Regions from separate parts of the Homo sapiens genome. Here region 2 is linked to region 1. A link is an interaction called in ENCODE POLR2A ChIA-PET data of the cell type or tissue named here. Cell type or tissue: PC-9. All regions are shown on one strand. Each heading gives the region's core, and the rest is flanking DNA. Links, peaks and the distances in the headings are about the cores only.

Region 1 (10,854 bases), core at 5,383-10,382:
CTAACTTAGAAAAAGTGGAGATATGAAAGCCACTTTATTTTTTTGAGATAGAGTCTCGCTCAGTCGCCCAGGCTGGAGTGCAGTGGCACAATCTCAGCTCACTGCAAGCTCTGCCTCCCGGGTTCACGCCATTCTCCTGCCTCAGCCTCCCGAGTACCTGGGACTACAGGCGCCCGCCACCAGGCCCGGCTAATTTTTTGTATTTTTAGTAGAGACAGGGTTTCCCCGTGTTAGCCAGGATGCTCTGGATCTCCTAACCTCGTGATCCACCCACCTTGGCCTCCCGAAGTGTTGGGATTACAGGCGTGAGCCAACACGCCTGGCCGAAAGCCATTTTTAAGACACGTTTTGTGAAATCTGAGCTCTTGCCAAAATAATATTCCTTCTAGAAATGTTAACCACTTTATCAAGAATTACTTAATGTGACCAAAATAAAAGCTGTAACACTTCTAGGCAATAGGCAATTGAAACAGATTCTGTTCTTACTTTTCCCGGATGAAAAGAAGAATTGTTTCTTCCAAAAGATAAAACTAAGGAAACAAGGATATCACTGTTCAATCTTCACACAAAAGGAGAGGATAATTTCCACCTAATTACATATAATTTTAAAACAAAAAAGGGCCAGCTGCAGTGACTCACACCTGTAATTCTAACACTTTGGGAAGCCAAGGATCACTTGAGGCCAGGAGTTCGAGACCAGCCTGGGCAAAGTGAGACCCCACCCCCATCTACTTAAAAAATCAGAAATCAGCCGGTGTGTTAGCACACACCTGTAATTCTAGCTACCTACTTGGGAAGGTGCCCTGAGAGGAACCCTTGAGCCCAGGAGTTGGAGATTGCAGTGAGCTATGATTGAACCACTGCACTCCAGCCCGAACGACAGAGTAAGGCCCTATCTTCTCTTTAAAAAAAAAGAGAAAAAAAAAAAAAGAAAAAAATACCAAGTAGGGAAGGAAAGATCCTCCTAACTTTTAACAGCAGGCTAACACTTTGCTGTTACCATTTAAACTGCATTAATGTGCAACTGGTTCCATTTGCACTTCCCTCCATTTAAGATAGCTGACTAAGCATAAATACACAAACCTGGATTATCAGTGTTCCAGGATAAGGAGATACGCCTAAGTAAAAAGATACAGAATGAATATTATTTCGTAAATATAACACTTTTTTTTTTTGAGACAGGGTCTTGCTCTGTTGCCAGGCTGGAGTGCAGTGGCATGATCATGGCGCATTGTAGCCTCAACCTCCCAGGCTCGTGACCCCTTCCACCTCAGCCTCCCAAGTAGCTGGGACTACAGGTGTAGCCACCAAACCCAGCTAGTTTTTAAATTTTTTGTAGAAATCGGGTCTCACTACATTGCACAGGCTGGTCTCAAACTCCTGGCTCAAATGATCATCCTGCTCCAGCTTCTAAAAATGTTGGTATTACAGGTATGAACCACTATACCTAGCAGAATTTTTAAGAAAATGATTTCTTAAATCTTTAAGACAGAACATAATCTCTGCACCTCTGTGGCAAGCACCCAACAACTGGAAGCTGTATCCTGTGTAAGACCATTTGCTGGGTGATAGTGAAATCTGAATACTGTTCACTTTACTTAAACACTGGTATTCTCCCTTTGTGGGAAGCTGAATCAAAGTACTAGTCCTTTTATTAAGAGAGTTTTGGTTTTTTTTTTGTTTTTTTTTTTTTTTGACGGAGTCTCGCTGTGTCTCCCAGGCTGGAGTGCAGTGGTGCGATCTCAGCTCACTGCAACCTCCACCGCCCAGATTCAAATGATTCTCCTGCCTCAGCCTCCCAAGCAGCTGGGACTATAGGCCCGCATCACCTCACCCGGCTAATTTTTAGTAGAAACAGGGTTTCACCATGTTGGCCAGGCTGGTCTTGAACTCTTGACCTTAAGTGATCCGCCTGCCTCAGCTTCCCAAAGTGCTGTGATTACAGGCACCGAGCCACCGCGCCTGGCCTAGATAGTTGTTAAAAGAGAAACACCTTTTAAGAATTAACTAAATATTTCCAAAGACCCGTTTGCTATTGCTTTTTTTTTTTTTTTTGAGATGGAGTCTCGCTCTGTCGCCCAGGCTGGAGGGCAGTGGCACGATCTAGGCTCACTGCAAGCTCTGCCTCCCGGGCTACCGCCATTCTCCTGCCTCAGCCTCCACAGTAGCTGGGACTACAGACGCCCACCACCACGCCCGGAGAATCTTTTGTATTTTTAGTGGAGACGGGATTTCACCAGGTTAGCCAGGATGGTCTCGATCTCCTGACCTTGTGATCCACCCACCTTGGCCTCCCAAAGTGCTGGGATTACAGGCGTGAACCACCGTGCCCGACCGGCTATTGCTTACTCTTAAAAAAGAAATCCTCCCTTTCTATTTCTCCCTTTTCTACTGATTATATTATTCACAGTAAAATTATTTCTATAAATTACATCATTTTCTAAAATTACTATTTCACTAATTTTGAGTAGACAAATCCTTAACCTACATACTAACCATTTCATATTTTACATTTTTTTCAAAAAGAGCATAAAGAGTATACAAAAATCCTTACAAATATTCACACTCTGACTTCTAGGAATCTACGCTGGGAAAATAATCCTAAATGTTGGGAGTTTTATGTATAAAAATGTTGATCTGTTTTTTAATTCATTTTTGGTACTTTAGCCAAAAGAAAACGATCTAAGCCTCCAGTGGGATATTTAAGTAAATTATGCTACTTCTACTTGACAGAATAGTATATGACTATTAAAATCTTGTTTCCAAAGCATTAAAACAGGAATATTTTATATTATTACTAAATTAAAAATCTAAGATATAAAATTATACACCTAGAATAAACATAAACCACAAAACTTTTTATGAAGATTTGAAGGAAATGCCCCAAAATATTAATATTGGCAGGCCAAAGCAGAAGATCACCTGAGCCCAGGAGTTCAAGGTTGCAGTGAGCTGTGATCCTGCCACCGCACTCCAGCGTGGGTGATGGGATGAGACCCCCCCCACCATCTCTTAAAATATATGTTCTTCAATTCCACTATGGTGAATGTAATGTATTTGTAACAGTATTAACAAAATCTCAAAGTGGAAGAATCAGTACTACTCTGAGGAAAGGACTATCCAGCCAAAGAGAAGCATAGATTTTCTTATGAATCACTGGCTAACTCCTTGGGTAAATGTCTGTCCTTCCTCTAAGTTTCTGGGTTAAGCATGCTCAGGATTGTCACATTTTTCTATTCAGTCTCATTAGAATTAATTCATGACTAAGATATCGCAAAGAATATAGGCTTTTACAAAAATTTTGTTTCATTATTTAGATGCTTTATTGTTATAAATTTACTGGCATTTCATTATACTAATATCCTTGGGGAAATGCTTAAGAACAATATTAAGAAGTTCTAGAATGATGTTATGTTTGTAACATCCCTTGAATTGAATCCTGGAACTTACCTTACACCAAATTCTGTATTATAAGGGGTTGGTCATATCAGAGCAACTCTACAAATCGTAAACTATACACCAAGCATTCATGATGAATATTCTTAGGTAGTTGTTTGAGAAAAATTCTTGGGTAAATGTGTAAGAAAAATGGTAGAAATATTAGAAAGATATTATAGTTACGTAACCCTTTGAATGTAGTCATAGATAGAACATATACCAAATTCTCTATTATAGATCAGTTATGTTATAGCAAAGCTACAAAGTATAAATAATACACCGAACATTTAAAGATTCAGCCAGTCAAAATGAAAACCCAAAGTAAACTCACATTTTTAAATTCAATTTAAAGTCCCATTACTATTTCTTTATTTTAAAAGTATCTCTTTAGGTATTTCTGGTTTCCAATGATGGAAGAGTAGCTCCTAACAAATTCTCCTGCAGATAACCAGTATAAACTCAGGCCAGGGGAAATCAAGAAAAAGAAATTAAAGGTAAATATTTGAAAAGGAAGAAATAAAACTGCCTCTTTCTTGCAAATGACATGACTGTCTATGTAGAAAATCTCAAAGAATCTACAAAAAGCTACGAGGACTATTGAGGTAGTTTTCCAGGGTCACAGGAGACCCCCAGTGCTTAAAGACCTACTTTCAAAGAAAAGAGTAGTATGGAAAGGGAAAAAAATGTAACTTCACAACAAAGAAACCTGGCAAGTACAATGTTGGGTAGGTGATCAAGGTAAACATCAGTGATAAAACATGTTAATAATATGTACTATTATATGAGGTAATGAGAATACTTCGCTTCTGTGGTATTAGCTCCAATCTAACCATGAGAAAAATATTAGACAAACCTAATTTGAGGGACATTCTACAAAATATGTGAATATTATTCAAAATTGTCAAGATATGATAAACAATGACAGAGAAATTGTCACAGACTAGAGGAGATGTAAGTAAATGTAATGTATCCTCTGTGGGATCCTAGAAAAGAAAAAGGGCCTTAGTGGAAAAACTAGTCAAATCTGAATAAAATCTTGAGCTTAGTTGATAGTAATGTATCAATGATAAATATACCATGGTAGGGGCTGATTTTGTGCTTCCCTTCCCAAACTCACATGTTGAAGTCCTAACCCTCAATACCTCAAATTTAACTGTATTTGGAGACAGGTCTTTTAAAGAGGTGATTAAGTTAAAATGAGGCCTTACATCCAATCTGATTAGTGTTCTCACTGGAAGAGACTATGACAAATGAAAAGCCACATAAAACACTATATTAGTCATAAAACCGATTATTTAATTGAAGCTATAAAAAAGGTAGTATAAGTGATAAAATAATTAGGAAAGAATATTTAGCATGTTTCAAAACATTTAAAATAGGAGCAGAACATTTTACAAAAAGTTGTACAGGAAATTAAATTCTTAAACTATCAGTACAAACATGACATTACAGAGTATCTTATAAAATACAAAGACAAATATAAAAGGACTATGATGCTTTAAGTCTGAAAACTATTGGCCAAATATTTAGGTTTAAATTTACAGTTCCTGGGTATGAGAATCATATTACTATATACATCTCCCAAACCAGTAGGTAGTATTTTCCAATTAACCATGTGTGGTATCATCTTCTACAAAGTCTTTGGCCATCTCTGCTGTGATCACATCAATATGACTAACCTGAAGAATAAATGTTAAAAACAAAAATCTGTTAATTACATCAGTGTTTACATTGTATAGGGTAAATATATACAGCCTATCAACTACATTTAACTACATTTTTTAATTTTTAGTTTTTTTTTTTTTTTTTTTTTTTGAGATGGAGTCTTGCTCTGTTGCCCAGGCTGGAGTGCAGTGGCACCATCTTGGCTCACTGCTACCTCCGCCTCCCAGGTTCAAGCAATTATTCTGCCTCAGACTCCCAAGTAGCTGGGACGACAGGTGCACGCCAGCATGCCCAGCTAATTTTTGTATTTTTAGTAGAGACGGGGGTTTCACCATACTGGCCACGTTGGTCTCAAACTCCTGACCTGGTTATCTACCTGCCTTGGCCTCCCAAAGTGCTGGGATTACAGGCATGAGCCATTGCGCCCGGCCTATCACCTATATTTTACATATGAAGGAAAATAATTCTGAAGCACTGACTTATAAAACCTTTATTTACAGTGGTGTTTGTTCAATGCATAGATTTAAAAAATATGTATTTTAATGCTCTGAAGAAATAAATATCATGCCTAAACATCTAAACTACCTTTTTGTTCACTTTCTATTACTTTGCTATTTCATCAAGAATTTTAAGGTTGGGAAGACACCCAGGAAGAGCTATGCAGTCTATACAAATGAACATATATAATTGTTAAAGACTGTGCATTACAGAAGCATTGAATAGACTGGACAGAAAGATATTGTTTATTAATGCCAATGAAAATAAAACCAATGCAACGCCATAAAATACTGCTAAACTTCATAGTTATTTGAAGGAAAAGTTCTTTCTTTACAAAGACATCAGATAAGCAAAGACTTTCTAAGTTTTCTTTCACTATTTAAGTAACATAAAATCAGAATTCAACAAATATAATTGAATAAATACAAACTTAAACTCAATGTAAAATAAAATTACCTTATTTCTGAACTTTACACCATAGAATTTGTCAGCTGACTCAAGCAGTTCAGGCCTAAAAGTAGTTGTAATAAACTGAGCATGTACAGCAAGTTCCATAATCATATCTGTAAAAAGAAAATTGTGCTTTAACAAATTTCTTTTCAGCAGATCTGAAAATTTAAAAAGCAACTATCTTTACTCTTACTAAAATTCAAAACTGCCTGAGTTTGATTTTTTCATATATACATCAGCAAATATTACCAGCTTATTGTTAAATACAAAACCAAAACTGTACTGAAACTGTACCTGACACAGCCTTTCTGTGCTGAGCATCCAGAGCCTGGTCAATTTCATCAAACAAGTAAAATGGAGCCGGGTCACATTTCTGAATGGCAAAAATCAGAGCAAGGGCTACCAAGGATTTCTGTCCACCTGAAAGCTGTTGCATTTCTCTCATTTCACCTTGTTTTCCTGTAAATGACACCTAAAAATAAACATATTATGAGTTAATATCCTAAAGGGCAGAATCACCACCATCTTTCAAAAGTAACTTGCATATAATGCACCAATCAGATTTGCAAAAGATACTATAAATTCTATTATGGTAATGCTCTGAGGAAAATGGAATATAAAGGTATTTTACCCTAATTCCAACTCCAGTAAACTGGTCAACTGATGGGACACTGCTTTGTGAGCCAGAACCCCTCTCACTCTCACCACTCCCTTCTCCTTCATCTTGAGACTGACTGCCCTCCACATCTCCTTTCTTCATCACCAAAGTAGCTTTGCCACCAGGTACTAACTTCTGGAATACTTCACTGAAGTTCTTAGATACCTTAAAACAAAAGCAGATTGAAATATAAATTTTGCTTAGAATTATATATAACACTTAAGTAAAATATTTAAAAGCAACCAATTATTTTTTAATCTTAAGAACAAGGATAACAGACTAGATCCTTCTAAGGGCTGTGTAAAACATTCAAGTTACTGTAAACCTATATGCTAGGTTTGTTCACATGTATTAGATTCACCTGGTAATGAGGAAAACAGCTTTAAAATCTTTACAAACTGAAAAGAGCTGGAAGCTTTTGTCCTCTGTGTGTATGTTTTAACTACAAAGCGAAACATACCTGTTTGAAAGTTAACTGAATAGCTTCATATTTCCGAAGTTCAAGTACATTCATCAGTTCCATGATTGATTTGTAACCCCTATCTAACTCTTCTTGACGCTTTATTAACTTTTCTTTCTGCTCGGAGAAATTTACAAACTGATCCAAAGCCTTTTTGTTAACATGGCTGTACTTCTTTAATTCTGTGTTGCACTGCTCAAGTTTTCGAAACAACTATAAAGAGAAAATATGTATTCATATAAATAAATTTATATACTGAGCAATTTGTAACAAGACTTCAAATTTAAAACCAACCTGTTTGAGGCTCAGTGTCTGGTACTTTTCAAATGCTTCCTGGGGAAGTGATCCAAGTTCTCGAATTTTCTTCATACACTCTTCTTTCTTCTTCAATAGCATGCCTTGCCGATTTGTCATCTTTTCCAGTTCTTTAGTATCATGATTTATAGCATCCATATGTTCTTTTTCCATATTTTTCCAGCGCTCCATACTCTTCTGAAGCTCCTTAATTCCAGCTTCTGTTTTATCAATGGAATTGTCCAAATCTAAGATGGGGGGAAACAAAATTAGGCTATAATACCTATAAAGCCAGTGTTATATGTTGAGTATAGATTTTTATGATCAAACCTACCAAAATAGGTTTTAGGTTTTGTGTTTAAAATTTTCTGTGAAAATTTATGAACCATGTTAAGTCAGTACAAAATTAGAAGTATATATGAGTCACTCAAATATATAATTTTCATTATTCAATGTTAATGCTTATAAACTATAGTTATTTTCTAACAACTAAGTGATGAGAAACTTTCGTCAGGTATTTCATATTTTATCAACAAAATGAATCATTTATGGTCTCAAAATTGTCATAAACATTTCAGTAAAACAAAAGTTACTATTTATAGTCAACTTCCTAAATTCCATTTGCTATACATTGTTTATAATGGAAAACAAAAAATCATTAGCATATGCTTCTGCCTATTTGGACATTTCATTCTGTAGTAAACAATTTTATAAAACATGCATATAAACAAAATTTTACTACATAAAAATTCACCTTCTGATCGTGCCATAGTGTCTTTTACTCTTTTATTGATGGCTTCAAGTTCTGATGTTGTGGCTGTGAGAACAGTACCCCCTTCTGTCTCTCTCAGCTCATTAAGTTCCTGTAACAAAAAATACAAATTCCATTAGTTTCAAATGTTATGACTGCCAACATTTTCTATGGCTATTGTCTGAATAAACATTCAAGAAAACAAAAAAATATAAATACATCATATAATTACAAATACTTAGAAGTATCCATTAAAGGGAAGAAAAAAAAGACACAATTACTAGAAAATTTCTAAGCATCTAACCACCACTGAAAAAATATTAACAAAGTACTTAGAATGTGTCAGGATAGCAATTATATAAAACAAGTATGATAATGCTTAATTCACACAAGAAACTGAGGCTTAGAAATAGTGACTTGTCCAAAATCACACACTAGGTGGCAGAATTCCAACCCAAGGCCCACAAGACACTAAGCTTTCTGTCCCCAAAGCCCATGCTTTCAATCAGAGCCTCTGATATAACCACTTGCAATAGGTCATGGCCACCAAGGAGCCCTTAAAAAAAAAAAAAAAAACACATACACACCTGTTCTACTTGGTCCAAGCGTTTTCTCAGATTCTCATTGAGATAAGTCTCTACTCGAGTAATAATACCTTCTAATTTAATTCTTTCATTTAGCAACTGTCTGTTTTCCTAGAATTAAGAAAAAGTTGTCTATATAAGCATGTACATTTCACACACAGGAATGGTGCTCATTTGCTGTCCTCTCTAGTACTTGTGCTCATGTGAGCTGAAATGAAGTTTAATATGTTATATTCTTCAAAAAAGCCCTATACTTTCTTCATTTTTCTCTTATCAATTCATAATGTTAAATTTTTGTGGCTGGCCCTTTTTATAACGCATGCTGTCAAAAACAGTTTCTTTAAATGCTTTTCATTTTTTAGAATCGGTGTTGGTAGTTTACATCTATGCAGTTTTAAAAATCAATTAAAATGCTTGATCAAAACATTAAATATGTAAAGGCAGTAAGATAAATATGGTAAGGCTAACAAGCTCAAACTCATAGCAATACTTACAACTAATAAGTAATGCTAATTAACTAAATTTTAAGGAAATGAAAATTTCTTGTATAATCCTAACCTAGCTAGATTGGTTTAGAAAAACAAAATCTTATTTACTCCTATGTATATTAAAAGTCCAAGCCTCATTTTAATATTTTCTCAGTTCTTTTCTTTCATATTGCCCTAGTTAGCAAGAAAGGCCCTTTTCACAATAGCCAATTACTAACGAATTCTTTTTCCAGTCAGCTGTCTACTTACCTGCTGAAGTTGACGAATCTCATCATTCAGTGCATCTACTCTCTTCTGATCTTCCAAACTCAGTTGAGAAAGCAAATCAGTTCCCAGTTCTGCTTTCAATGACTCTCTGGTAGACTCCATAGCATGCAAGCTTGCCTCCAAACTCTGTAAGCTACGTTGCTATATGACATTATCCATTTATTAGTAAGGTATTAGCCACTGTATTACTTATAGTGAAAATTTTAAAACAATCTATATTTGATTGAGCTAAATATATAGACATATCAACTCAAATATTAGGTGCCTATTAATTTGGTAATTAGGACTCTAGCAACAAGAAAAATATGATGTAATAGTATAGGTGGGGCAGGGTGGGGCAGATCATATTCCATGATTAAACTATACAAAAATCTTCAGGCATATTATAAGAACAAAAAGTTGCCGGGCGCAGTGGCTCACGCCTGTAACCCCAGCACTTTGGGAGGCCAAGGTGGGTGGATCACGAGGTCAGGAGTTCGAGACGAGCCTGGCCAACATGGTGAAACCCGTCTATACTGAAAATACAAAAATTAGCTGGGTGTGGAGGCACACGCCTGCAATCCCAGCTACTCTGGAGGCCGAGGCAGGAGAATTGCTTGAACCCAGGAAGTGGAGGTTGCAGTAAGCCGAGATCACGCCATTGCACTCCAGCCTGGGCGATAGGGCGAGACTCCATCCCCCTCAAAAAATAAAAAGTTGTCAGAATATGGTTGGGATGGTACAACTGTAGGCACATCTTTTTTTTTTTTTTTAAGCTCTTTGTAGTTTTAGTATTATACTAAGTAAAAGATTTGTCAAAACTGTCAAGTTTATGAGACCAATAACACACTATCACTTATAAGTTTGCTTTCTAATTTTAATACAATCTGGACAAAACGGAATCAAATATTCAACTAATTCCATTGTGCTTCAGATAAAAATGGTTACTGACAAAAACTGACCATCAGACAGTACTCTTATGTCACAGCTTCAAATGCCTATTTGTTCAATGAAGGTGGAAAGTTTGAACGTGCCAACAATAGGAGACTTTGGGTATCCATGGGTTTAAGAATGGTAAAATAGATGTAGATATCCAAAAGTATGGGTCTAGCCTGGGCACAGTGGCTCACACTTGTAATCCCAGCACTTCGGGAGGGCAAGGCAGGTGGATCATCTGAGGTCAGGAGTTTGAGACAAGCCTGGACAACATGGTGAAACCCCATGTCTACTAAAAACACAAAATTAGCCGGATGTGGTGGCGTATGTCTGTAGTCCCAGCTACTCAGGAGGCTGAGACAGGAAAATCGCTTGAACCCAGGAGG
Region 2 (11,354 bases), core at 3,529-8,528, 89 kb after region 1:
TTTATACTGTAAGGTAAAATGAGTAAATGTTTATTGTAGGAAAATTATACCTCAATAAAGCAGATTTTTAAAAATTACAGGCATCATTATTTAATTCCCACATGATAGTACTGTGAAGGAAAGGTATAGGTACCAGAAAGACACGTAATATGGAATCCTGAAATCCGAGAAGGCTGAGGAGGGGAATAAAGAGTGAGACCAAAGGACAGCTATAAATGAGCAGGGTGATCAGGGGAAGCGATGAGACAGAGGGAGGGAGTTGTGCAAAGTCTCCGAGGCTTGAATCCTTCCCACAATAGCCTTTCCCATAGAAATCCCACTTCTGCTTGTCCAATCCTCAATGCTCAGTGTTATAGAGTCTTGCTCTGTTGCCTAGGCTGGAGTGCAGTGGCGTGATCAAGCCATTCTCCCACCTTAGCCTCCCAAGTAGCCGAGATTACAGGTGTGTGCTACTATGCCTAATTTTTAAAAATTCTTTGTAGAATTAAAATTTAATTCTTTATAGAGATGAGGTCTCACTATGTTGCCCAGGCTGGTCTCAAACTCTTGGTGTCAAGTAATCCCCCTGCCTTGGCCTCCCAAAGTGCTACAGGGATGCGCCACCACACCTGGCCTAACAGATTTCATAACCACATTTAAGGGGTATAGACATGGAGACACATACTGAGAAGCTGTTAAATTTCCTTTTCTGGAACATACTGTAGTCTAGATCAGCGGTCTCCAACCTTTTTGGCACCAGGGACCAGTTTTGTGGAAGACAATTTTCCCACAGACGGGGTTCGGGGCTGGTGAATGGTTTCGGGATGAAACTGTTCCACCTCAGATCAGGCATAAGATCTCATAAGGAGCGCACAACCTAGATCCCTCGAATGTACAATTCACAATAGCGTTTGAACTCCTATGAGAATCTAATGCCGCCCCTGATCTGACGGGAGGCGGGGCTCAGGTGGTAATTCTCACTTGCCCACCGCTCACCTACTGCTGTGCGGCCCAGTTCCTAACAGGCCTCTGACTGGTATCCAGTCTGCAGCCCAGGGGTTGGGAAACCCTGGTCTATGGGAAAGAGTATAGCCCTGGAAGTCCATTGCAAGTTGGGTATCCTGGCTCTAAAATTCAGACTCTAGCTATGTAGCCTTGGGCAGGATAGGTCATCTGTAAAACAGGGCTAACAATATCCATCTTGCAGGGTTCTTGCAGATCTTAAGTGAGAGAACATATGCAAAGCACCCAGCACACAGCTGGACCATAGTAAATATTCAATACATTATCTCTCTCCCCTGCTTTTCTATAGAAAACAGGTCATTCTGGCCTAGTTTGGGGATGGTTCTTCTGAAGCAGGAGATAGAACTATGTGAACTTTTGAAATTACTTGCAGTCTGGCAACTTTAGGGCATTACAGGACCTGCTCCTGGCTCCCCCTCCTCCTTCCACACTTACACTCACGTACATACAGGTTGCCTTTGGGAGCAGCTTCCCTTGTGGGTCCCAGACAGTAGGGTTCCCTCGTGTCTGGCACCAGAAGCCATGCTTCCTGATTCTAAGTCCACTGTTGTTTCCTTGTGGGGATAGTTTTTCATCTTTCTACCATGGTGACATATATGAGGCTTCACCATTTGGGAGGTTAGTTCCTTTTAACCAAAACATTTTCTCCTCACCTCTGGAAGAAGCCCAGAATGAAAAATGCACAGATACTTCAAGGGCCTGCTTTAAGCCCCTGTTTGGTGGCTTCTTGGTTTCTGTAAACTTCGTAAGTGAACGGGTGTGTACTGGGGATGGGTGATGGAATAGTGGGAAGGGATCGGACCTACTAGTACAAATGAACCAGGATTTAAATTTCAGTTACCATGGCCGGGCACAGTGGCTCACACCTGTAATCCCAGCACTTTGGGAGGCCAAGGCAGGTGGATCACTTGAGGTCAGGAGTTCGAGACCAGACTGGCTAACATGGTGAAACCTCGTCTCTACTAAAAATACCGAAAAAAAAAAAAAAAAAGGCCAGGCATGGTGCTACACGCCTGTAATCCCAGCTACTGGGGGAGGCTGAGGCATGAGAATCACCTGAACCCGGGAGGCGGAGGCTGCAGTCAGCCAAGATTGTGTCACTGCACTCCAGCCTGGATGACAGAGCAGGACTCCATCTCAAAAATAAATACATAAAGGCCGGGCGCGGTGGCTCACGCCTGTAATCCCAGCACTTTGGGAGGCCGAGGCGGGCGGATCACAAGGTCAGGAGATCGAGACCATCCTGGCTAACACGGTGAAACCCTGTCTCTACTAAAAATACAAAAAATTAGCCGGGCGAGGTGGCGGGCGCCTGTAGTCCCAGCTACTCGGGAGGCTGAGGCAGGAGAATGGCGTGAACCCCAGGGGGCGGAGCCTGCAGTGAGCCGAGATTGCGCCACTGCACTCCAGCCTGGGCGACAGCGAGACTCCGTCTCAAAAAAAAAAAAAAAAAAAACCATAAAAAATAAAAAAAGAAAACAAAATAAAATTTAGTTACCACAATTGATCACTTTGGGGCAAGCAGGGAAGGGTTGTTTTATTATTTATTTTGAGACAAGGCCTCGCTCTATCGCCCAGGTTAGAGTGCAGTTGTGTGATCATGGTTCACTGCAGCCTCAACCTCCTGGGCTCAAGTGATCGGTAGGGTTTTTCTTTATGGCAGTTTTCTGGGGACTTCTTATGGAACGCTCAAGTCTCAGAGTCTGAGCGAGGCAGGTCTCTGAACTTAGAGGAAACCGATTGATCCCAGGGTGGGCATCTGACCCAAGGGCAGCCCAGCCGTAGGCTGACCAGTGACCAACGAGGTGAGGGGGTACCATGGCCTCTGACCAATAAGGTAGCAGTAATTAGCTAAGGCTGGGAATCTGCTTCCTCCAGGATTGGGGAGGAACTGGCAAATAGGTCCAGGATAAAGAAACTCACGTTTGGAGGGTCATAGGGGCTCTGAGAGAAACGGAGAGAACAGCTTCTGCTTCTGACCAGCGTTTCATTCTGTTTGTCACTTCTTCACTCCTTCACTCAACCAGTACTCATTGAATACCTAGGATAAGTCAGACCCTGTCCTTGGTTACTCTTGAAATGCAATGTAATCTCTGTTCTCCCGGTGTTTCTAGTCTGAAGGAGATGACGTTAATAAAATAATCACAGAGAAATGAAAAATTTTTAAACTTTGATGAAATACGAAGAAAAGATATAGAAGACTATGAGAGCCAATAGGGACATCTGACCTAGTCTGGGAGGGCTTTCCTGGCAAGGTGAATTTTGAACTGAGAGGCGAAAAACCAGTATGAGTTAATCGGTTGGAGGGGGAATTTATAGGAGAAAGATTCCAGTCAGAGGGACCAGCATGTGCAAAGGTCCTGAGGCAGGAGGGATGTTGGCATGTTTAAGGGATTGTCAGAAAGCCAATGTGGCTGGAATGGAATATAACTGGGGATTCAGTGCTATTTGCATTTATCCACAAACACTTTTCCTTAAAGTAGACTGAGGAGACTTCCTTGCAAACAAAAGCCCAATGGACAGAAGTACCTATTATATACCCCAGGTGTTCAGAGGGGTACAAGATCAATGAAATAGCTTCATTCGAGCTCTACCTTTTGCTAACTGTGTGACTTTGGGCAAGTTACTTAATATTTCTGAGGTTCAGTTTGTGCATCTGTAAAAATGAGATATAAAAACATTTATAGGCAGGCGCAGTGGCTCACGCCTGTAATCCCAGCACTTTGGGAGGCTGAGGAGGGTGGATCACAAGGTCAGGAGTTCAAGACCAGCCTGGCCAACATGGTAAAACCTTGTCTCTACTAAAAATACAAAAATCAGCCGGGCATGGTGGCACATGCCTGTAATCCCAGCTACTTGGGAGGCTGAGGCAGGAGAATTGCTTGAACCCAGGAGGTGGAGGTTGCAGTGAGCTGAGATGGGGCCACTGCGCTCCAGCCTGGGCGACAGGGCAAGACTCCCTCTAAAAAAAAAAAAAAAAAAAAAAAAAAAAAAAAAAAAAAAAAAAAAATTAATGAACAATGCAAGAGAGACTAAGGGGTGGGCTGAGTAGGGTGTGGATTGCTGGCACAGTAACACAGCCATAACCACAGGCTGGCAAATCTGAGGAGCTTGGGTACAAGGTTGTGCTGAACCACAGATAGAAGATGAAGCTAGAGCCTAGAAGAGGGGAGCTGGAGAAGGGGATTGTGTGGGGCTAACGACATTGGTCCAACTAAGGAGGTCGGCTCCAGGCAGGGACAGAAAGCCAGTGAACAGTCATCAGTACTCATGGACCCATGAGGGTGGGGCCATATGGCTGTTTGGCTGTTTTCCCCTGAATTCCAGGTTCTAGCAGGGGTTGTCAAGTGGATGGAAGGGTGATGGTTATCTAAGCATGGGAGTCCCCTCCATCCCATCCAGTGGTTAGGGGTCAGGAGGGCCTGCGCTGTAGCTTTGAGCATCCGTCCATCAGTGCCAACACTCTCCATAGAATGGTACTGGCAGCAGAATACAAGGCTGAAAGTATAGGGCAGTGCTAGTGATTCTGAGGCAAGGATCCAGGGCCCCAGCTATGAGGTTTGGGCTCTGTACAGAATCTATTTCAGAAGTAATACAGGACTTGGCAGACTCACTGAAAAGGTAAAGGAACCCAGTCTTATGGATGAACCCTTCAGAGTGAGTTGAACAATAGTAACACTGAGGATGCACAGGCTACTCTCTATATATTTATACCCTATTTCATTCCATAAATGCAGTGGAGTCTATTTAAAGAGGGTGTAAAAGTTTTGCTGTTCTTTTTAAGAATGATGAGGAAATGGAAGTAAAAGAAAAATAAAGATGGGAAATTTTAAAGGAAACGGTGGAATCAACACCCAAAATTCATGTTAAGTTCCTACAAAACTGCCAGAAGTGGGCTAAGAGTTTAGTTCTGAGCTGCCTGGTGGCCTTAGCAAGGAAGGGAAACAGAGCAGTCATGAGCTTTATGGTGTTCAGAAGAACAACCAGTAACTCAAAGAGATAGAGCTGTTCAGAGTATTGAAATTGGTGAGGCACTTTCCTGAGGGCCTCACACAGTGAAGATCCACAGTACCCAGGACTCCTGCCAGCACACTGGATCCTGGTTAGAGACTGCTCACACAACTCCTGCCCCATCTGGCCTAGCTCATTAGCTAGGGTGGATCTGAGGGGGCTTCCTACAGGTACAGCCGGGAAAGAGAGAACTAACATCTTTCTTCTCCTGAACACATCTCTATGTGCGATGATGCTTGGAGACCGACAGAGGTGTTTCTCAAAACCTGGGGATGAAGGATCTAAACGCCATCAGCTTGAATTCCCCATTTGGCACTGGAAGCCAGTGTAGAGTTGGTCTTGGCAAGAATGGAGATGTAATCAATGAAGAGACTATTAAGTGGAGTGAGGGTTCTAGAGCCATCTCCAGCTGTGGGGCTTCACTTGGCTTACCCTCCAGTGACTCACCCGCCGATGAGCAATCCTCATATGCCTGATTTAGAGGACTTACTCACCCTTCAGAGAAAGACTTTAATGCAATAAAGCAAATGTCAGCAAGTGGGCTGAGCTTAGCACATCACCCCAGCCTGCATCCAGCTTCCTACTCCCCGGCTCTCCCTACCCAAGGTTCCTTTAGCCACTCAGCACCTGCATAGGCCCACACAATGGGCAGGCTTCAGGGACACACTCCAAGGCTGGTCAGAGGCTCAGAGATGGGACACCACGAGGGATTAGGCACCAGCTAGATAAGAGCCCTGGAGAAATCTAGTCCACAGAGGTTGGAGATTAGCTCCAAACCACTGGAGAGCTGGGGGAAGGGCAAGGGCTAGAACCCACAACTTCTCACCATCTGGTCTAGTGCTCTTCACTGTGGAAGCTGTTTGGTTACACAGATGAGGGGAGTGGGCTGAAAGAAATTCAGCATCCTAACCCTGGGTGACCTTCTCATCTGTGGACTTTCCAAGGAACCTCTGAACACAGTTGGGGAAAGGAAAGACAGGTGGAGAGAAAGACCTCACGCAAAGCCTTTGAGGTGAGGAATTTAGAGAGCTGGGCTGCCTGTGCTCTGCCACCATCTTGCTATTTGTTGACACAATGCATGTCGGGAGAACTGGACACCCTTTGGACCCTCCAGCATTGAGAAGTATGGCTGGAATCCCTGTTATTTATCAGCTGACTGGGATGGCATAAACCCCAACCAGCTCCCTGTTCCCTCAGATTAGGAACAGGACCCAGGAGTTAGGCTGGAGCCCAGGCAGAGCCAATCATGGGGAGAAGCTGACAACTGCCCCTTCCTTCCTCCACCTACGCAGAGGAAGTTACTCACAAAGCAAGTCGATTCAGCCTTGGATTTAAACCTACTCATTGAGGGATTTACGTTGGAACTCCTGGGGAATTATCTAGAATTAGTTGCAAGAGTGGAAAGAGGGCGTCAGGCAGGCTGGCAGGGCAAACTTTCACCTCATTCACTTCTCCATCCCTTGGCCACTTACCCAGCCTTTTCTGAGTCTGCCATATGCCAGGCACTGGAGGGAGGTAGCTGGCCACAAGCTTGGCACTCAGGCTTACTGGAACCAAGGGCCTTATGCTTTAAGGGACTCTTGGGATCATCTAACTCAGCTCACTCTTCACAGGTGAGGAATCTGAGGTTCAAGTAGAGCTCTTTGCCTAGTGCGATGGCAGTGAAGGGCCCTGAGTGGGCAGATACTCTCACCACCTCCCTATGAGGCCTGCACTAAGGAATTCTCTTGCCGGTTAGCTTAGGGAAACCCCTCAGTTGGAAAGCAACATTCTGTATCGTCATGCCTATAGCTGCACCTCCACCACCATCACCCTGTTGTTCATTTACAAATAAATCCCAATGAAGCAGGCTGGGTCCCCACCCAAGGGTATTCCTACCTTATCCCAATTCACCAACAACATGAAGAAGTGCTTTTCTCCTTTTACTATTTTTATTTTACACTATAAAAAACAAGAACAACAACAACAACCAGTAACATACTGCTTTTCTTCACATTCACACGGGTCTTAGAAAATTATTGCCTTTTCCCCTGGAGAAATAACTAACAGACAAAAAGAAAAAAAAAGTAGTACCACGTTGCAAAATCTGCAAATCCCAGAAGTCCACAGCTTGAAGACAACCTCCAGGGGCAGGGAGGAAAACAATTGTCACAAGAGACATAAGCACACAGAAGGACAGGCAGCTGAGGAAACCAGTTTGCACCGCCACTGACCCAGGATACCTAGCAAGTACCCTTCTCCTCCTGGAATCTACTGCTACCACCTCGAAGGTATGACTTTTTTGGTCTATGATCTGAAGAACTCTTTTCCCAAAGGAAGAGTTGCTCTGAGAAGAGGTGGAATGAGACAAGTTCAAGTATGACTAAGAATCATGCCAAAGTCCAAGGTCAGTGAAGAACCCATGGCAAAAAAAATCCAGAAAAGCCAACATCTTGCTACTTCAACCAACTACCTCATTGGACCCAAGAGGGTGTCTACACAACATTTCAGGGTTCAAATCAGGATGCTGATCATGTCCCTACAAACCCTGTAGGGTTACTTTCCCAACTAGACGGTGATCAGCTTATGCCCCGAAGCAACAGAGACAGACATTGAAACTGCCAAAGTTCAAAAAATAAGGTGGAAATTGTGCTTCCTTCAAAATGAATTGGCTTCATAACTGCCTTTTCTCCTGGTCCAGCAACTTCTTTCTCCCACGTTGCTGCAGGTATTTATTGCCTTATGCTTGAAATGAAAAGGCGAACTCTGAGGTGCAAGGACTGGGCAGTCCCAAGAGGGCAGGGGTCTGGAAGTACAGTAGTCAGCACATGCTGTGCTCCCGTAATGGCTTGGCCTTCCTTCAGTCCCGAGAACCTACCCTGAGGTCCGTCTGAAGTTCATTTGCAAGCCTGGTGACCACTCACTATCTCACTGGGGCAGCATGACAGAATGAGGTCTTCAGTATTGCACAGGTATGAAATGTCCATGAGTCTTAAAAACAAAAATCACAGTTGCTCTTGGGGCTGGGCCGATTCCTCCATCCCAGTTTTAGCAGGATGTGGCCGTTGCCACAGGGCTTCTGCTGAGCTCTGAGACTGTTGAGTGGGTAGGCACCGGTGCCAGCACCGAGGCAGGGAATGTGCAGTAGGCACCCTGCATGTCAGGGCTCAGTGTCTGCAAATGGCCTATCAGTGAAGAGCCTGCTGCCTCCCCTTGGCAGGAGGGAGGCTGGGGGTTGGGCGTGGAGGGCAGGATCTCAGATTCGTACTGCAGGAGCTGGCCCATGAAGCCAAAGTTGGGCGAGACCATGCTCCTCCTCTGCTTGATGTAATCGAAGGCCTCCTTCAGGCGGAACTGCTTGGTCTTCATAAGGTAAGCCATGCAGATGGTGGGTGAACGGGAGATCCCAGCCTCACAGTGGACCAGGACCTTGCCTCCCTTTTCCCTGACACAGTCTGGAAGGAAGAAAAGATGGTGGGAGTGAGTTGGGATTAGAATCTAAGGGCAATGGCAAAACACAAGAATCAAACACTGGAGTAACCTAGATATGAAACTGTTGTGCCTGCCTAAGAGCCACGGCCCTACACTACACTTCTGCCAGTCTTTAATCCCCACTGGTGAGGATAGAGCTTTTGGGGTCCCAGCAAAGACTATCCCCAAGTAGGACCTTTACAGTTTACAGCAGCTATTGTCACAAGAGACATAAGCACACAGAAGCTTTACAGTTCCCAAGATACTTGCAGATTCTGCCTCTGGAGGCGATGGACCTGGAGCAGTCCCTTCCTGGGGATGCCATCTTAACCTAGGTTCCACTGATGGTTCCAAGAGGGCATTGGAAAATCCTTGAAATTGTGCACATTTTTATTGGGCACATACATTTTTCTAAGGAGAGCATCCCAGGCTCAAAGACTGACTTGGAGAAGCAACTCTTGTCTCTCCAGGTCTGATTCTAAGGGTAACAACCTAACCCCGATCCTGGTAGAGGCCTTCCGGTCTCTCCGGGCACCCTGTCTGGCTGTGCCAGGGCAGGATGCTTGGCTCAGCTCCCAGGGTTCTCACCACCAAACACACAATAAATAGCGCATGGCCACTAATTATAGCCCTGGCTAAGTGACGCCTACTAGACGGAGGATATAAATGGCTTTCACAAATTCCATCTTGCTCAACAATGGGAGTCGCTGCTATAAAGCTACCACCATCAGTTAGCATTCTTTAGCTCAATATGACAAAAAGGGGAGGATGCCTCCCTTCCTGTTCTACCTCCCAGCCCCCTGCCCCCAGAAAACCAGCTACAACTATTAAAAATGGGAAGGGGTGAAAGGTTAAAGATACGTACACATCAAATCCACAAAAAATACAGTCTTTCCAATTCCCTCTCTTGCTAGTGAGGAAACAATTACATCACAGGAAGTTAGATGTAGCTGGCACTACGCAGGCTACAATACGCAAAAACATTTACGATTTTGAAGGGCCAAAAGAAAAAGTCATTCCCCTTACCACCCTCCACTTCCCTGCCCCAAGGTCAAAGTATGCAAATCAATCTGCAAGATCTAAAAGATAAAATTTCTGAGGCATCAGGGAGGAATCCTAGAGTTTCCCCATCTGAACAAAAACCCCACAGCATACCCCAAAGCAGTTCAATAGGGGTGTCCTCCAATTCAGTCTGACTCAAAAGAAACAACAAAACAGTCTCTTTAAATTAGTTCAAAGGGGAGACCCCCAAGTCCCTAGAATTACAGAGTCGGGCTCCTATCTCCCTTCGCTCCTCTGTTGGCCTCCTTCAAAGTTTAGCTTTTAACTGGCCTAGTGCCACATCCAAGAATGCAAAGGGTCCAGAGTGTATTGCCTCTGGAGCCCACTCGACACCTCGGAGCCTGCCTTCCACATGGCCCTCTTCCCTTGGAAGGGGTCAGCATATATTCAGCACATGGCTCACTGGGGAGACCCAGTCTCTCCTTCCATTAGCAGGGCAAGCAATCGGAGAAAAAGCATCCTGTGCTTTCAAACTGCTGTGGGTTTGTGGATTGTGCGTACACAGACACAATACACACACAGGATGGGGAGGGAGGGTTCTGAGAACTGGATGGGGGCGTGTTTCATGACCTCATGAAGTAGCTACCCAGGTAATTAAATAACAGGCTGAGAAGGGCAAGGCATTCCCAGGGACAGGGAGAACAAGTCAAGGGTTTCCCACCCTGAACCCATCATTTGGCTGCCTTTCAAGCTCCAAAGGAATCATTTCAGCCCAGAGGCTCAGGGGACAAGCAGGACAGGCTCGGCCTTTTGCCTCTGATGAGTTTCTCGTCAGGGTTTCCTGGGGAGCAGAAATTGTGTGGTGAACAGAGGGCCACTATGTGGCTCAAGGGGGACCTTTAATTGCTATCTGCACTAAGTAATTATTGCTGTGCTAACACCTGCCTTTCCTCCTCCAACATCCCTTGGAACAAGAGACAGGAAAATCACGCGTCAGTTTCAACAACTACGTATGTTAAAGAGGAAGATGGGAGCTGGAAAACGGGGCATGATCACAAGGTTAGAGACTGGTACTTGCAAATCTGAAACAGAAAAAAGTCAGGCCAGCCTCCTAGGAAGATGGATGGGGGAGGAGAAGATGCCAAATGGGAGAACAATCCAGGCAACACAGAGGACCTGGAAACCCTAAGGCCACAGCCCTTTCCTGGCAGAGGGACCAGAGGCCAAGGCCTCGGTTTTCAGGTCTATGCAATGGAATAAATAACTGCGTAACAAGAATGCAGAAAGCAGGCAAAAGATGCCAACTTTTCTGTGCATACAGCATGGAGCTTGAGTCAAGTGCTATCTTTAATCCAAAATTAGCTGAAAATGCAAAACAAATTGCCCCAAGCCGTTCACCAAGAGTATGGAAAGCTGCTGGGGGCCCTTGGGGCTCAGTGCGTAAGTAGTGCTCTCTGAATCCTTCTGTTTGCTTTTAAAAATAAACCCAACCTACGTAGAAGCACAGTTAGGGAGGTTCTTCCCCCTGCTTTCCTTGTGTGGAGCATTACGCAGGGATACACTCAGCTCCTGCCCAGCTAGAAACAATAACAAGATCGACAGTGAGTACTGCCATAAAATTATATTAATTCATTTATCTTGCAAATTAAAGCTCCTATTCATAGCAACTTAAATCCTCCCTTCCACCTTTTTGGTAGCTGCATCCCATGTTGGCTCCAACTCTCAGCAGCGGCATATACAAGACACTTTTCTTTCAGTGAAGGTAGCTTCCATCAGGGCATCAAAAGTCAAGAACACATGCCCCAAAGGGGCTCCCAAAATAACTGAAGGGGAATGGCTAAACCTACCAATGAAGTCTATTGCTTCTTGAAAGTGGGAGCTAATGTCAG

What was found. ChIA-PET counts read pairs that join two places held together with the same protein. Peaks named below come from ENCODE experiments on the same cell type or tissue, not always from the same donor. Only the 100,000 strongest peaks of a DNase experiment are listed, where the experiment ranks them.
Region 2: POLR2A ChIA-PET joins it to region 1 with 5 read pairs; 1 of 35 experiments calls an interaction of 5 or more read pairs at or near these places.

What each region holds. Positions count from the first base shown.
Region 1 is chr10:110,598,494-110,609,347 of GRCh38, reverse strand. SMC3 (structural maintenance of chromosomes 3) reads right to left here. Exons shown (of 29, transcript NM_005445.4): 21 at 9,536-9,694; 22 at 8,802-8,909; 23 at 8,218-8,326; 24 at 7,464-7,711; 25 at 7,170-7,382; 26 at 6,683-6,874; 27 at 6,346-6,523; 28 at 6,058-6,164; 29 at 3,300-5,117. The coding sequence ends at 5,046. Among named protein-coding and RNA genes, the nearest start is that of SMC3, 36 kb to the right of the region's middle. In PC-9, for the core only: CTCF peaks have their summits at 8,454 and 8,653 (motif pointing right); no DNase peak of the experiment used is centred there; H3K27ac peaks cover 387 bases.
Region 2 is chr10:110,507,113-110,518,466 of GRCh38, reverse strand. It overlaps DUSP5 (dual specificity phosphatase 5), which reads right to left. Exons shown (of 4, transcript NM_004419.4): 3 at 11,313-11,354; 4 at 6,934-8,447. The coding sequence ends at 8,041. Among named protein-coding and RNA genes, the nearest start is that of DUSP5, 15 kb to the right of the region's middle. RefSeq lists enhancers at 5,366-5,635, 5,716-5,765, 6,196-6,275. In PC-9, for the core only: no CTCF peak of the experiment used is centred there; no DNase peak of the experiment used is centred there; H3K27ac peaks cover 1,723 bases.